Regions from separate parts of the Homo sapiens genome. Here region 2 is linked to region 1. A link is a contact called in ENCODE Hi-C or POLR2A ChIA-PET data. All regions are on one chromosome and are shown on one strand. Each heading gives the region's core, a stretch centred on a gene start or an enhancer-like site at or near the end of the contact. The rest is flanking DNA. Distances are from core to core; before and after follow the strand shown.

Region 1 (7,701 bases), core at 2,803-5,302:
CCTCCTGAGTAGCTGGGATTACAGGCGCCCGCCACCATGCCCAGTTAATTTTTTGTATTTTTAGTAGAGACGGGGTTTCACCATGTTAGCCAGGATGGTATCAATCTCCTCACCTCGGAGATCAACTTTTTAAGCTACCATATATGAGTGAGATACATGTGATATTTGTCTTTCTGTGCCTGGCTTATTTCATTTAACATGACCTCCAGTTCCATTCATGTTGCTGCAAATAACATAATTTCATTCTTTTTTATGGTCAAATAATTGCATAGACATTTCTCCAGATACATACAAATGACCAACAGCTATATGACAAGGTGCTCAGTGTCACTAACCATCAGCAAAACTCAAAACCACAATGAGGTATTATTTCACACCTGTTAGGATGGTTATTATCAAAAAGACAAGAAGAGGTAACAAGTGTTGGTGAGAGTGTGGAGAAAAGGGAACCCTTGTACACTGTTGGTGGGAATGTAAATTGGCACAGCCATTATGGAAAACAGTATGAAGGCTCCTCAAAAAATTAAAAATCGAATTACCATATGATCCAGGAATTCCATTTCTGGGTATATATTCGAAGAAAATGAAATTACTATCTTAAAGAGATATCTGCACTCCGTGTTCACTGTAGCATTATTCACAGCAGCCAAGACAAGGCAGAACCTAAGCGCTGATGAATGATGGATAGAGATACTGTGATATACTATTCAGCCTTAAAAAAAGTAGGAAATCGGCCGGGCGCGGTGGCTCACGCCTGTAATCCCAGCACTTTGGGAGGCCAAGGCTGGTGGATCACGAGGTCAGGAGATCGAGACCATCCTGGCTAACACGGTGAAACCCCATCTCTACTAAAAATATAAAAAATTAGCCGGGCGTGGTGGCAGGTGCCTGTAGTCCCAGCTACTCAGGAGGCTGAGGCAGGAGAATGGCGTGAACCCGGGAGGCGGAGCTTGCAGTGAGCCGAGATCACGCCACTGCACTCCAGCCTGGGCAACAGAGCGAGACTCCGTCTCAAAAAAAAAGAACAACAAAAAAAGAAGGAAATCCTGCCATTTGTGACAACATGGATGAACCTGGAGGACATTATCCTAAGTGAAATAAGCCAGACACAGAAAGTCAAATACTGCGTGATCTCAAATGTGGAATCTAAAAAAAGTCAAACTCATAGAAGCAGAGCGTAGAACGGTGGTTACCAGAAGCTGGGCCATGAAGGGATTGGGAAGATGTTGTTCAAAGGGTACACACTTTCACTTATAAGATGAACAAGTTCTGGGGGTCTAATGTAGCACATGGCAACTATGGTTAACAATACTGTATTGTATACTTGAAATTTGCTAACAGAGTAGCTCTCAAATGTTATCACACAAAATGGTAACTAGATACAGTGATCAGTGTGTGTTAACTGACTTGATTGTGGTAATCATTTCACAATGTATTTGTATAAAACTCATCACATTATATATCTTACATTTATACAATTTGTCAGTTATACCTCAATAAAGCTGCAAAGAAATATCATTTCTAGGTTGTGCCCATCACAACCTGTAGGAGTTAAGATTTCAGCCTGAGTTTCAGTTTCAATTCCAATACCACTACTTTCTATGTAATACTGAACAAGTTTTCTAACATCTCTAAACTTTAATTTCTTCCTCTATAATGGGAATAAAATCAAATTATTTTTTCAAAATCATTGTGAAAACCATTTTTGTTTCAGTTGCCTTAGATTATAGAGGACACTAATCAGTGATTAGGGAAAAATTTAAGATCATCAGTAGAAATGGATTCTCTACTGGTGAAAACACACAGGAGATATTAGGCCACATAAAAGACATGCAGTTGTACTCATTATTGTTCCTGCCTACATAAAAGTTTGCTGGAGAAAAAATGAGACTCATACAGGAAGTATTGAAAGACAATATTAGATAATTCTTTTATAATCTTAAAGAGGGAAAGGCTTTCTAACTATGACTCAAGTTATTTTTTTAAAGACTGAAAAATTCGCCTACATTCAATAAAATCCTCTGCAACAAACTAGGAAAAAATATTTGCAACTGTGTCACAAACAAAGGGCTTATCTCCCTAATGTAAAAGGAGACCCTAGATATCAATGCCAAAAAAAAAGAGTAATAACCTAATAGAAAAAGAGTCTAATGAGATTCAAAGATAGTTTAAGAAAAACACAAATGACTTTTAAATATATATATATTTTACATGCCCAAGAGAGTATTTTTACCCCTGTTTCCTGTGCCATTTTAGTGGTATACTCAATTCCAATTCTTTCTGTGATTACTCTTAAAATCTTAACATCTGTACTTGCTGGATCAAGTCTAAAGTTGTTATCTCTAGCCTCCACCCAAAAAATACAGGAAATTTAATTTTTTCTTAGATAATACATTCAAGTGGCATAAAGTTCAAAAAGTGCAAAGGGTAAACAGTGAAATAAGTCCAGCGTATCCCTAGTGCAGCCACCTAGTTCCCATGCACTAAGGCAGACATCTTTGCCAGTTTCATGTGTATTCTTCCAGAGATCTTATATGTAAAACAATTATATGATGAATTATTTTGGCTTGATTTCTTTTATCCAAGTGGTAGGACACTGTACACACTGTTCTTCACTCTAGTTGTTTAACCTAGCAATTGTGAAATCATGTTTGATGTTTGCAATGACTCACTTTCTCCTCCTGTGTAGATGGAGTGTATGAGAAATTCATTGTTATAACCCACTGGGATTTTGCAGTTGTTAATGCAGAAAATCTAACTCATATAGAAATACATTTATTGTATATCATACTCAAAAATATATTTTGTTGTTTTTAATGGCTAAATGGTATTCCAGTATATGGGTGTAATATAATCTATTTAATCTGTTCCCTTGTTGATGAATATTGAGGTTGGTTCTAATTTATGCTGTTTCAAACAGTGCTGCCGTGAATAATCTTGCCATGCATCATTTCACAGCTCTCTCTCTCTCTGTTGAGTGTGTGTGGGTGTGTATGTGTGTGCACACGCACATGTTGCATGCAGGATAATCCAAAAACCCTTTAAAATTATTAAAAAAATTTTGAGACAGGGTTTCCTTCTGTCACACAGGCTGGAGTGCAGTGGCATGATCACAGCTCACTGCAGCCTCTACCTCTGAAACTCAAGCAATCCTCTCACCTCAGCCTCCCAAGTAGCTGGGACTATGTGCACACGCCATTAGGTCTGGCTTATTTTTGTATTTTGTTGCTCAGGCTGGTCTCAAATTCCTGGGCTCAAGGGACCCTTCCGCCTTGGCCTCCCAAAGTGCTGGGACTACAGGCATGAGCCACTGCACCTGGCCTATAATTACAATTTTTGAAGGTTAATGCTTATGTAGATTCACCAATCTGTTGACGTTGTTTTAATCTTGGTCTGAAAATGTCTTTAGTCACCTAATAACAGTTCTGTTAGGTAAAGGACCTAAGTTGATGTTTATTTTCCATGGCATTTTGAAGTTACTATTGGATAACATTCTGGACTTTCTTGTTTCTGACCAAAGTGGGTTGCTAATCCAGCTGTTATACCTTTATAGGTAGTCTTTCTTTTGTTCTGATTACTTTTTTAAAAAGTATCTTTATTGATCTATAATATACATATAATAAAGTGCACAAAATCTTGCATGTACAGCTCAGTGACTTTTTACATACTTATAGAGCATGTAACCAGGAAGACATAAAACAATCTCAATATCTCAAAGGATACCCTATGCCTCTTCCCAGTTGGAACCCTCCCCTTAATCACCAGAAATAACCACTATTCTGACAGCTAACAGATAGATCAGTTTTGCCTGATCTTGAACTTCACATAAGTGAGGCTGTATGTTTTGATCACTGTGATTGCCTTTAAGACTTTAGTCTTCGGTGTTTTGCAGTTTTATTAGGCACATATTTATGATTTTCCACTTCTTTGTCTCTGTGCTACTTTCTTGGCAACTCCATCGGAGCAGTCTTCTAGTTTACTACTCTCTCTCTTTTTTTTTTTTTTTTTTGAGATGGAATCTCGCTCTGTTGCCTGGCTGGAGTGCAGTGGCGCAATCTCGGCTCACTGCAACCTCCGCCTCCTGGTTTCAAGCGATTCCTCTGCCTCACCACCCAAGTAGCTGGGACTATAGGCGTGCGCCACCATGCCCAGCTAATTTTTTGTATTTTAGTAGAAACAGGGTTTCACCATGTTGGCCAAGATGGTCTCAATCTCCTGACCTCAAGTGATCCTCCCGCCTCCACCTCCCAAAGTACTGGGATTACAGGCATGAGCCACAGCACCCAGCCTCTGTAGCTCCTTCTAATCTGCTAACTTTTCTTGGGAGTTTTGAATTTCAGTGACTTTTTACGAACTCCTAAAAGTTCTATTCACTCTGTTTTCAGATCTTCCTTTTCTTTTCTATTAGTGCCGAAATCCATTCTTAGGGTTCCTGTTTTTGCTTTCAGTTTTTGAATAATTTCTAAATACTTCTTTTATTCTTTCAATTTGTTCTATAACCTAAAGTTCTTGAAATGTTATTTCTGCAGTTTGGTGTGCGTATTGACTGCCCCTCAGAGTCAGTTATTTTCTAGTGTTTGTGAGCGTTCTTGTTTTTAATCTTTGGCAAGTTTTTTTATTTGTTTGTTTAACTTGTGAGAGCTTTTCGTGCCCTACATTGCAGGAATGATATTACAAAGCAATTTTGTGTTTGCTTCTGCAAGGTCCCAGGCGTTTTTCTAGTTTGTTTCTCTTGTCACTGTTATTGTTTTGTTTGCTTTTTTAAAACTTTTTGTTTTGTTTTGTGGTCTTTTTAAAACTGTTAAAATTGCTTTATACACCTACAATAACAATTATTAATTATAAGATACTATTTACATGTGGTTGTAAAGAACACACTTAAATAACTTACATATGTGAATTTAAATTATAAATTTATATTTAGCAACATAGTGCTACTTCAAACAACTATAAAAATTGATCTATATATTCCTAAAGAAGAGTAAAGGGCCAAAACAGGCAAAATAATACAGAAAAAGAATAAATGTTAGAAGGCAGTTCTCCATTGGTCTCTTGTATTTCTGCACATCTTCTCAGCAGAGGCATTGACAGATTTGTGTGTGTGTGTGTGTTTCTGTACTATTTTTCAATGATGTTTTTACAGAAAACAGCTTGGGAAGGTAGAAGTAGTGTCTCTCCTCCAGGGCAATGGCAGATTTGTTTGTTGTCCAGGATAATGAAGAAATGTCTTCCTCTTGGATAAAGGATCGGCAGATTTGCTAGCAAGTGTGGGGTTTCCTAAACTTGAGTTCTTCACTGTGATGCATATAGCATCCTCTTAGCCCTTCCATGTCACACATAGGACTTGGGTGCAAGGGTAAATGAGGTGAACATGAAGCTTATACTAACTGCTGTACTCTGAGCAATAAAATCATTTGCCTCTGACTCACCAGTCCCATATCTTTTTATTATATCCATGACAGGCTAAATTGTTAGCTTGCAAATGGAATAAATTCTCAGACTCTTCAAAATTCTTACAATAAGAAGAGCGAAATTATACTACCAAATAGTAAGATTTATTATAAAGACATAGTAAAACTGGCAAATAAATGGACAAGTAAACCAATAGAAAAGAATAACGAATAGGCATATATATGAAAGGAAAATGGTATAAGAGAAACACGGCATCATAGGTCTATAGGAAAAAGTACTATTGAATACAAAAATCTGGGGCAATTAGCTATCCAAGTGGAAAAGCTAGAATTAGATCCCTGCCTCAAGCCATATCCAAAACGACATCAAAAATAAAATCCCAAGGCCGGGCATGGTAGGTCATGCCTGTAATCTCTGCACTTTAGGCCGATGTGGGAGGATTGCTTGAGCCCAGGAGTTTGAGACCAGCCTGCGCAAAATAGTGAGACCTTGTCTCTGCCAAAAAGTTAAACAAAAAAATTATTTGGGTGTGGTGGCATGTGCCTGTAATCCCAGCTACTCAGGAAGCTGAGGCAGGAGGATCGCTTGAGCACAGGAGGCTGAGGCTGCAGTGAGCTATGATCATACCACTGCACGCCAGCCTCGTGACAGAGAGAGAGCTTGTCTCTAAAATAAATAAATAAATTCCATTTAAATTCAAGATCTAAATATGAGCAACAAACTTTAAATGTTTTAGAATAAATTGTAGGAGATTGTCTTTAGGATATTAAGGTAGAGAAAGATTTTTTAAGACACAAAAAGCCCAAGCCATAAAGCAAAAGACAGAGCCACATTAGAATTTAAAACTTCTGTACAGCAAGACCATATAAACATTTAAAAGACAATTGACAATCTGGGAGAAGATATTTATAACTTTTCTAACTAACACAGTTACTGGTGTGTTTTTACGTAGCTTTTATTAGCTTAGGATTCTGGCACTAATTTGTAAGCATAAATCACATGTTTTGCCTCTGTGTGACACAGGCTTGGAGTTTTTATTTCTGATCATGAACTCTCCCCAGCTTGGCCCACTCAATCCCTACCCAGAGTCTCAAGCAAAGTACAAGCTTCTCTGATCCTGTATCAGGGAATCCGAGATCCCTTTTTCATAAAGTAGGCAGTCCTCTCAGGTTTCTGGCACTCTAAGGGAAAGAACAGGACACCATGAATAACAACAGGCCACTTGAAAGAGAATCCAGGCCGGGTGCAGTGGCTCACGCCTGTAATCCCAGCACTTTGGGAGGCTGAGGCAGGCGGATCACTAGGTCAGGAGATCAAGACCATCCTGGCTAACACGGTGAAACCCTGTCTCTACTTAAAATACAAAAAATTAGCCGGGGGTGGTGGCAGGCGCCTGTAGTCCCAGCTACTCGGGAGGCTGAGGCAGGAGAATGGTGTGAACCTGGGAGGCGGAGCTTGCAGTGAGCCAAGATTGCACCACTGCACTCCAGCCTGGGCGACAGAGTGAGACTCCGTCTCAAAAAAAAAAAAAAAAAAAAGAGAGAGAATCCAATAGTAATTTTCAATTGAAAAATAACAATAACTGAGTTAGTTTGAACTCCCTGCCTTTTAGCAGCCCTGGGGCCAGTTTCCAGTCAGGTGTGAATGTTAAACCCCTAGTCCTAGAGGCCACACTTAGTCTCATACATTCTCCAAGGCCGTGGGCACTTCAGCTGCTGCTTTTTGCTCTTCCTCTTAGTTCACACTATTTTAAAAAGTTTTTTTTTCAGACAGGGTCTCACTCTGTCACTCAGGCTGGAGTGCAGTGGCGCTATCATGGCTCACTGCAGCCTTGACCTCCCGGGCTCAAGCCATCCTCTCACCTCAGCCTCCCAAGTAGCTGGGACTACAGGCATGCACCACCATGCTTGGCTAATGTTTTGAATTTTTTGTAGAGACAGGGTTTCACCATGTTGGCCAGGCAGGTCTTAAACTCCTGGGCTCAAGAGATCTACCCGTCCCAGCTTCCCAGAGTGCTGGGATTGCAGGTGTGAGCCACTGCGCCTGGCTAGTTCACACTAGTTTAAGCACCTAGGAAACATCTCTCTCTTTCTTTGGGGGTATAACTGTGCCTCTTAAACATTTTGTTGGCTGGGCACGGTGGCTCAACGCCTGTAATCCTAGCAATTTGGGAGCCCGAGGTGGGTGGATCACTAGAGGTCAAGAGTTTGAGACCAGCCTGGCCAACATGGTGAAACCCCGTCTCTACTAAGAATACAAAAATTAGCCGAGCTTGGTGGCGGGCACCTG
Region 2 (7,701 bases), core at 3,081-5,580, 150 kb after region 1:
ACTTGAATTTTCAGATCTTATTTTTCTTATTGTTGTGGGAGTAATCAAAGGAACATTCTAGTAAACCAACTTTATTTGAGATGTTTTTAGACTTTTTGAAATTTTAAAATATCAGAGAAAATAGTAATTTCCTAGTGTTTTTTAAAATTGTGCTGTGTAGGCCAGGCGCAGTGGTTCACGCCTGTAATCCCAGCACTTTGGGAGGCTGAGGTGAGTGGATTACCTGAGGTCAGGAGTTCGAGACCAACATGGTGAAACACCATATCTACTAAAAATACAAAAATTAGCCGGGTGTGGTGGTGCATGCCTGTAATCCCAGCTACTCAGGAGGCTGAGGCACGAGAATCACTTGAACCCTGGAGACAGAGGTTGCAGTGAGCTGAGATTGTGCCATTGTACTCCAGCCTGGGCAACAAGAGTAAAATTCCATCTCAAAAAGATAATAAAAAGTAAAATAAATTGTGCTGTATAAATCTTGAGGTGCATTTCTGAGGATGGTGCGTCTTCTGGATACAACTGAACATCTCGTTCTCTCCCTTTGGCAGGGCATCAGACACGTGGACCACTTTGGGTTTATCTGTCGGGAGTCTTCCGGAGGTGGCGGCTTTCATTTTGTCTGTTACGTGTTTCAGTGCACAAATGAGGCTCTGGTGAGAGAGGACAAGCAATTCTTACCTTGGAACCTTCTTTACAAGGAATTTTAGCTCCACTGATTTTTCTGTCCTTAGGGAAAACCAGATGGTCATTGACATATCATTATTTGTCTTTAGTTATTTACTTATGACTATTTAGTAAGCAGCTAATACACATCTGAAGCTTAATTGGCTGTGCATTTTATATTTTTTATTTCTGAAGAACTTGTTTAGTGTCACCTTCTGGTCTAGCATTTTACAATGTCATTTTAGACATCTGATCAAAGGAGTTTGCCTTTTTTCTCAGTAGTTTGTATTTTTAGTTTTTACTGTATCAGTCTGTTCTCACACTGCTAATAAAGACATACCTGACACTGGGTAATTTATAAAGGAAAGAGGTTTAATGGACTCATAGTTCCACATGGCCAGCGAGGCCTCACAATCATGGCGGAAGGTGAAGGAGGAGCAAAGGCACATCTTACATGGCAGCAGGCAGGGCAGCGTGTGCAGGGGAACTGCCCTTTATAAAACCATCAGATCTCGTGAGATTTATTCACTATCATAGAACAGCACAGGAAAGACCCACTCCCATGATTCAATTACCTCCCACTGGGTCCCTCCCATGACATATGGGAATTATGGGAGCTACAATTCAAGATGAGATTTGGGTGGGGACACAGCCAAACCATATCATTTACCTTACCTGCTTTAAGAGCTTTGAGCATACTTGTAGTATTTTCAGACTGTAATCCTAGCTGTTATTCCAATTATTATCTGTCAACCTGTGAAGAGTAGTACAGAAAACTCTTAAAGCTTAAAAAATCTTTTCCAAAGATTTTCTGACATCTCAGCCCAGCTAATTTCAAATTGACTTTTTGGTGACTACAACTTCTCTTCTCTTTGATTAGGTTGATGAAATTATGATGACCCTGAAACAGGCCTTCACGGTGGCCGCAGTGCAGCAGACAGCTAAGGCGCCAGCCCAGCTGTGTGAGGGCTGCCCCCTGCAAAGCCTGCACAAGCTCTGTGAGAGGATAGAGGGTGAGTAGGGGACCCTTTCCAGCATGAACACAGTGGGAGTTAAAGGTCCCAGGAGAACTTTAGATGATACTCATCTGTTGGAAGATTCTGCCTAACAGAGGCTTGTATTAGTCACAGGGATTGTAGGTGGACTCTCAGTGTGCAGTGGGTGTCTTCTGTATGTCAGGAATTGTGCCGGATGCTGGTGATACAAAGATAAGAACCCAGAACCCCCTTCTGCCACCTCCCTCCAAGGTATTCTGAGGATGGAGGAGGAGTTAGGGAAACAGGTTACCAAACCGGTTGCCTAGTGTTTATCAAGGTTGTGTGAGTGGTCAGTCATACTGGGCACTGCAGAGATATCTAGAAAGATAAGAACTAAGGAACTTGTACCAGTTTCTCCATTACAAGGTCATTAGTAACGTCTGCTAGTACAGTTTGGATGGAGAGGAGGTAGCAGAAAACAGGTTGCAGTTGAGGAGCAAATGGGAAGAAATCAAAGAAACGGTGACTATTAGTATTGACCAGTATTTCTAGAAACCTGGCTTAGGGAGAAACTGTAATAAATGTTATGATTTGTAGCTAACGTGTATTGAATAAGATCTGCCAGGAAGTGTATTAGGTGCTTTCTGTTATCTATTTAATCCTCATCACATTTGTGGGAGGAAAAGGGACTATTTATTTTGCACATATTGCAGATAAGTAAATTGAGGATTAGAGATGTCTAGGAATAAACTAGTGTATAGTGAGCCCATGATTCACCCCAGGCGGTAAAGCCCTGTTACCTGCCACCAACCATTTCCAGGAGAAGGCCATACTGGAGAAAGACCTGGGGATTGCAGCTAACTTTGTCTTTTTCAGAATTGGAGGGTTTGAGTGAATTCAGAGCCCAAGGGGCCAGAGGGGCCGAATGAATCCGAATGGAATGGTGGGGGTTCCTCTTGAACAAGAGTGGGGAGTCCACCTGAGGCAGGAAGTGAGAGTTTCTGTCTCTGTGACTGCAGGGAGGGGCCAGGGGAGAGGACAGAACCAGGTGACAGTGAAAGGGAGTGGTGATATGTTTATCTGAAGGCATCTGGAAGGTGAAGGAGTTTTCACCACTCTGTTCTTGATTTTGTGTTTTTGTTCTGTTTATGGGAGGATTTCTAAAAATTTTTTTGTGACTTGTGGAGGTCACATGATTTAAACAACCCATGCTATTGTGAAAAGAAAACAAAAATTTGATCATTTCTCATGTTTGTAGAATGTTTATTATACACCTGTAATTCCAGCGCTTGGGGAGGCTGAGGTGGGCAGATCACTTCAGGCCAAGAGTTCGAGACCAGCCTGGGCAACATGGTGAAACCCTGTCTCTACGAAATACAAATACATCTCAAATACGTTTCTACTAAATACAAAAATTAGCTGGGTGTGGTGGTGTGTGCCTGTAATTCCAGCTACTTGGGAGGCTGAGGCAGGAGAATCATTTGAGCCCGGGAGATGGAGGTTGCAGTGAGCCGAGATTGTGCCGCTGTGCTCCAGCCTGGGCAACAGAGCGAGATGTCTCAAAAAAAAAAAAAAAAGGAATATTTATTATAAGCTATAAGTTTGCAAAGAAAGCATTGTTATTTAGATCCAATTTTCCTTTTTAAAAAAATATAGTAAAAACATATGTAACACAAAATTTACCATCGTAACCTTTTTGTAAGCATGCCCTTCATTGGCATTAAGTCCATTCACATTGTTGTACAGTCCTCACCACCAGCATCTCCAGAACTTTTTCATTTTCCAAAACTGAAGCTCATTAAATGCCAACTCCGCTCCTTCTCAGCCTCTGGCAACATCTGTTCTGTTTCTAGGTAACTTCATATAAGCAAAGTCATAAAATATTTATCTTCTTGTTTCTGGTTTATTTCACTTAGCATAATGTTTTCCAGATTCACGTGTATTGTAGCGTTGTCTGAATTTCATTCCTTTTTAAGGCTGAATGGTATTCCATTCCAAAAGTGTGTCCACATTTTGTTGATCCATTTACTCGTCCGTGGACATTTGGGTTCCTTCCCCCTTTTGACTGTTGTACTAATAATGCTGCTATGAATGCTGACGTGCAAATATCTGTTGAAGTTCCTGCTTTCAATTCTTTCGGTTATATATCCAGAAATGAAATTGCTAGGGTATGTGGTAATTTTATGTTTAATTTTTTTGAGGAACTGCCGTATGGTACCACAGTGGCCACACCATTTTACAATCCCACTGGCAGTGGGTAAGGACCCCAGTTCCTTTACGTCCTCGCAAGATTTGCTACTTTCTGTTTTTGTTTTGTTTTGTTTTTGATGAAAGCCATCGAGATAGATGTGAAATGGTATCTGGTTTCCCTTTTTAAATGAGATAAATTAACAATTGACATCTTAAGGTCTGGGAAGGGTCATTTGTAGCATTACAGTGCTCTTTAAAATGAAGAAACATGATTAATATATTCAACTGTGTTTTCCACGTTGTTACTATTTGCTGACATTATACAAAATATATCTGGGAACAAGAAAATGTTTGCTTTAACTAGAGTTCCCAACTGAGAGGATCACTAACCCTTTCCTTAATGGTTGTCAAGATAAGGTAAATGATGATAGAAATGCCCCTTAAGAGCTTATTAAAAAGCCAGCAGTGACTTTGGCCTTGAAGATAAAGCAGAGCACGATCTGCAGGAACTGGAATGCTTCCAGAGCTCCCCTTGATAAATCTTTCTTTGGTCTGGCTTAGTTTTGAGAAAGTTACAGCTGAAAAGTTTGATCAGGGTAGGGATTTTGCTGCCGTCGTTTTGGAATTAATCATTTGATCCATCTATCACCTGATAAAATCCAACCAAGGCACAAAACTCTACTAACATGAGAACATTCTTAAATAGTGCAATTAGAAGTCTGGTGGGGGTATGTTTTACCTACATGATGGAACTCATTTCTAAAAGTGTAGAAGAAGTGCATTGTTAGTAGAAGAAGTGCTAGTTATTACATAAACAGTTTTAGGGTTCCTTGCTTTTTGTTATTGTATTCCTAATAAGTAGAATAAAGTGGCTTGTTAAAACTCATTGTATGTTGGTGTAAAAGTAGTTCTAGCAGGAAGTTATATGGTCTGATCAAGAACTCTGTAAAACTGTGGAGAGGATTAGTGATGTGGCCACACAAAGAAAGACTTAAAAGACTATGTTTTCTTAATCAGTAAGTGTAGTTAAGTCATCCCCCAGAATCTATAAGATAGAATCAATAACGCTGTTGATGTTGATTAGCTGCACTCTGCTCTAATTGCAACATATCAGAAGTGCAGCTCTACCCAGTTCTGTATTTGAATCATATACAACTCAGTGGTATTTATATAGTATTTTGCTTATTTTAAAAGAGGAGCATTCATTAAAAAAAATAGTTGAACTGAGATTTTCTTTTGCTCTCAGAGCAAATTTTCCTTCAGTAAAACACAGTCATTCATCACCGCTCTCTCTAACAAGGGCCGTTTCTGCACCGCCAGGGAGGCGGCCTCACTGACCAGAGGAGCCAGGAGGGGTTGTAGTTTGGAAACTCTCTTGATGCTGGTTACCTTTTCTGCTTCGGTCCTGGCTTCCCATTCCCTCCATAAGCCATTTTGGCATCACCTGGGCCTCTCTGAGGAGATGCGTTCAGTGGGGAACTGAAGGGTGCTTTCAGTGGGTGTACAGAAACCACCCAGGAGGGGCTAGCTGTGTGAGAATCCCTGGGGGAGGAACTCGGACCTAGGCGGGCCGGCTATTTAGAGATGGGACCAGAAGGACCTCATGAATTAGGCATCCTGCAGACAGGGTGAAATTGCCCAGAGGATTGCTTCACAGCTGCCGAAGCGAAGAATAAGCTGCATTTCGTGATTTCACCTGAGATTGGCAGAGTGTCGAGTTAGTCTAACTCTTCTTAAGCCTTGGGGTTTATTCTCCACATCTGAATGTTTCATGAAACAATATCGTTTTTCCAAAATATGATACTTCGGCTGTCAGAGATGTCCTTCATATGTGGGGGGGATTTTTAGTGCATGATGACTTAGTGCTTATTTGATTCATAAATCTTAACTCTGTTTCGCTTCGGCATTTAAGTAGTTGATACAGTAAAGCCTTGTCTGTTTCCCTGGCTTCATGTGACCTGACAGCTTGCTGAAAGAGTGACTGCATTGCACTTTGACAAAGGCGCCATCCTTCCTGCACTTTAACCCACCTCTAAGCTTGCTCTTGTATTGCAGCCACCTGAGTGTCAGGCGACTTGGCTCTGCTAGTCAGGGAGGGCAGTGGAGCAGTTAAGGGTTTGGTTGCCGGAGGCAACTTACTTAGCTGATGACCTTGGACAAAATACTTCGATGTGCCTCAGTTTCTTCAGGTGGGCATTGAGATTACTTAAAAAAAAAAAGGCCCATTTCTAATATTCATTTTAGGGTGAAATGAATAATGCACATAAAGTGTTAAGTGAAGTGGCATAGTAGCAGTCACTTAAATATTATTTCTGTGGTGGCTTCAGGGTTTTCCTGGGTTAAAAAAAAGGGAAAAAGAATGTCTTTCTGGAAGCAGAGATGGCTGCAACAGTGTGATAGGAGCAGCCACCTCTGCCACAGTCCCAGCCTACTTAGAGGTTGTGGGCTCTGCCTCAGCTGCTGTGGGAGGGGAGGAGCCGTGGCTTTGGGCAGGCGTGGCTGCCGATGGGCCTCCTGGCCTTTCACAAGTCACCTGGCTTCTCTGGGCATCAGCAAATCCATCTGTAAAATGAAGGCATGGTTTCCAAGTCCCTGGCTCAGCAGATTTCCCTCCCTGCCATCCGTAGTGATGTAGGTGCCTCGCACACTGTTCTCCAGCCCAGAGCCTTGGCCAAGCCTCTGCCTCAGGGCCACCCTGGTAGGATGAGAAGAGAGTGCCAGGTGGGTGAGGCAAGAGCTGCCCTTGGAAGAAAAATAACCCATGCTTTTTTTTTCTTTTCATGGCAGTTGGGTCAGCATATCCTTTCATTATCAACCGTCTCATCATGTGTGACATTTATCTCTGGATACCAAGAAAAGGCAGTGCAGGCTCTAAGCCGTATTTGTGTGGGGAAGGAACTTCTTGAAATATCGGGTTCTAATGGGTACTAAAATTATGTAATGACTTTATTTTTATAACTTTTCCTCAAAACTCTTTGTAACATTAATTAAATGTAATGTTAATGAAGTTATTAATAAGCATGTGGTGGTATAAGAAAAATTGTTAGCCACATGCATCAATTTTCCGTGATGGGAACCTGGTATGCAAGAGAAATGTGGGTCAGTTTTCCAACAGAATAGGAGTTGTTTTTTCCTAAGAAAAAGTTGTCAGGTTTACATATCAACACAAGAATTTATCATTTTCTGAGGAGAAGGTTCTGATTACGTGAGGTGTTTTAACATGGAGAAAGTAATTTGGAGCCACACAAACCTGAGGTAGAGTCCAAATTATTGGTCTGTGGAATGACGTAAGCTCTCTGGGTCTTAGTTTTCTTAGCTGTAAACTGGGGATAATAGCATCCTCTTCATCAGATTGTTTTGAGAATTAAATGGTGCAAGCTTAATGCCTATTATACAGTGTCTAGCACATCAGAGCTCAGAAGATGATGACAAAGATAACAGTGACACTATTATCGATGAAAATTTCCACGCCAAGCACAGTGGCTCACGCCTGTAATCCCAGCACTTTAGGAGGCTGAGGTGGGCGTGTTGCTTGAGCTCAAGAGTTCGAGACCAGCCTGGGCAACATGGCGAAACCTTGTCTTTTAGTAGACTAAAAATACAAAAATTAGCTGGGCATGGTGGCATGCACCTGTAGTCCCAGGTACTGGGGAGGCTGAAGTGGGAGGATTGCTTGACCCTGGGAGGTTGAGGCTCGCATAATCAGTGAGCCGTGATTGCACCACTGCAATCCAGCCTGGGTGACAGAGTGGGATTCCATGTCAAAAAAAAAAATAAAATATTTTTTTATTTCCTAAAACCTTGGAAGTCTGAAGTGGAAGAGAATGTGAAGGGGATGTGTGTGGAAGAGGTTAACTCCCTATCTCACAACTTT

What was found. Hi-C counts contacts between places; a loop is a spot of excess contacts on that map. ChIA-PET counts read pairs that join two places held with the same protein, here RNA polymerase II (POLR2A). Pooled maps may share reads with other maps.
Region 2: a loop to region 1 is called in a map of sigmoid colon, with 3 times the contacts of the local background. The contact joins two enhancer-like sites. A Hi-C loop is called at or near these places in 5 of 168 maps with a recorded cell type or tissue (ascending aorta, left ventricle myocardium superior, sigmoid colon and 2 more) and 6 of 50 pooled maps. POLR2A ChIA-PET finds 5 or more read pairs at or near these places in 2 of 52 experiments (WTC11 and activated T-cell).

Annotation. Positions count from the first base shown.
Region 1 is chr4:37,870,955-37,878,655 of GRCh38, forward strand. No RefSeq gene overlaps it. Among named protein-coding and RNA genes, the nearest start is that of TBC1D1, 16 kb to the right of the region's middle. RefSeq lists a silencer at 2,514-2,808. Within about 2 kb of position 4,053, at least 4 of the 41 ENCODE cell types and tissues checked have a DNase peak (open chromatin) inside an H3K27ac peak, as active enhancers do.
Region 2 is chr4:38,020,046-38,027,746 of GRCh38, forward strand. TBC1D1 (TBC1 domain family member 1) reads left to right here. Exons shown (of 22, transcript NM_001396959.1): 5 at 546-650; 6 at 1,541-1,673. Among named protein-coding and RNA genes, the nearest start is that of PTTG2, 63 kb to the left of the region's middle. RefSeq lists an enhancer at 317-1,516. Within about 2 kb of position 4,331, at least 4 of the 41 ENCODE cell types and tissues checked have a DNase peak (open chromatin) inside an H3K27ac peak, as active enhancers do.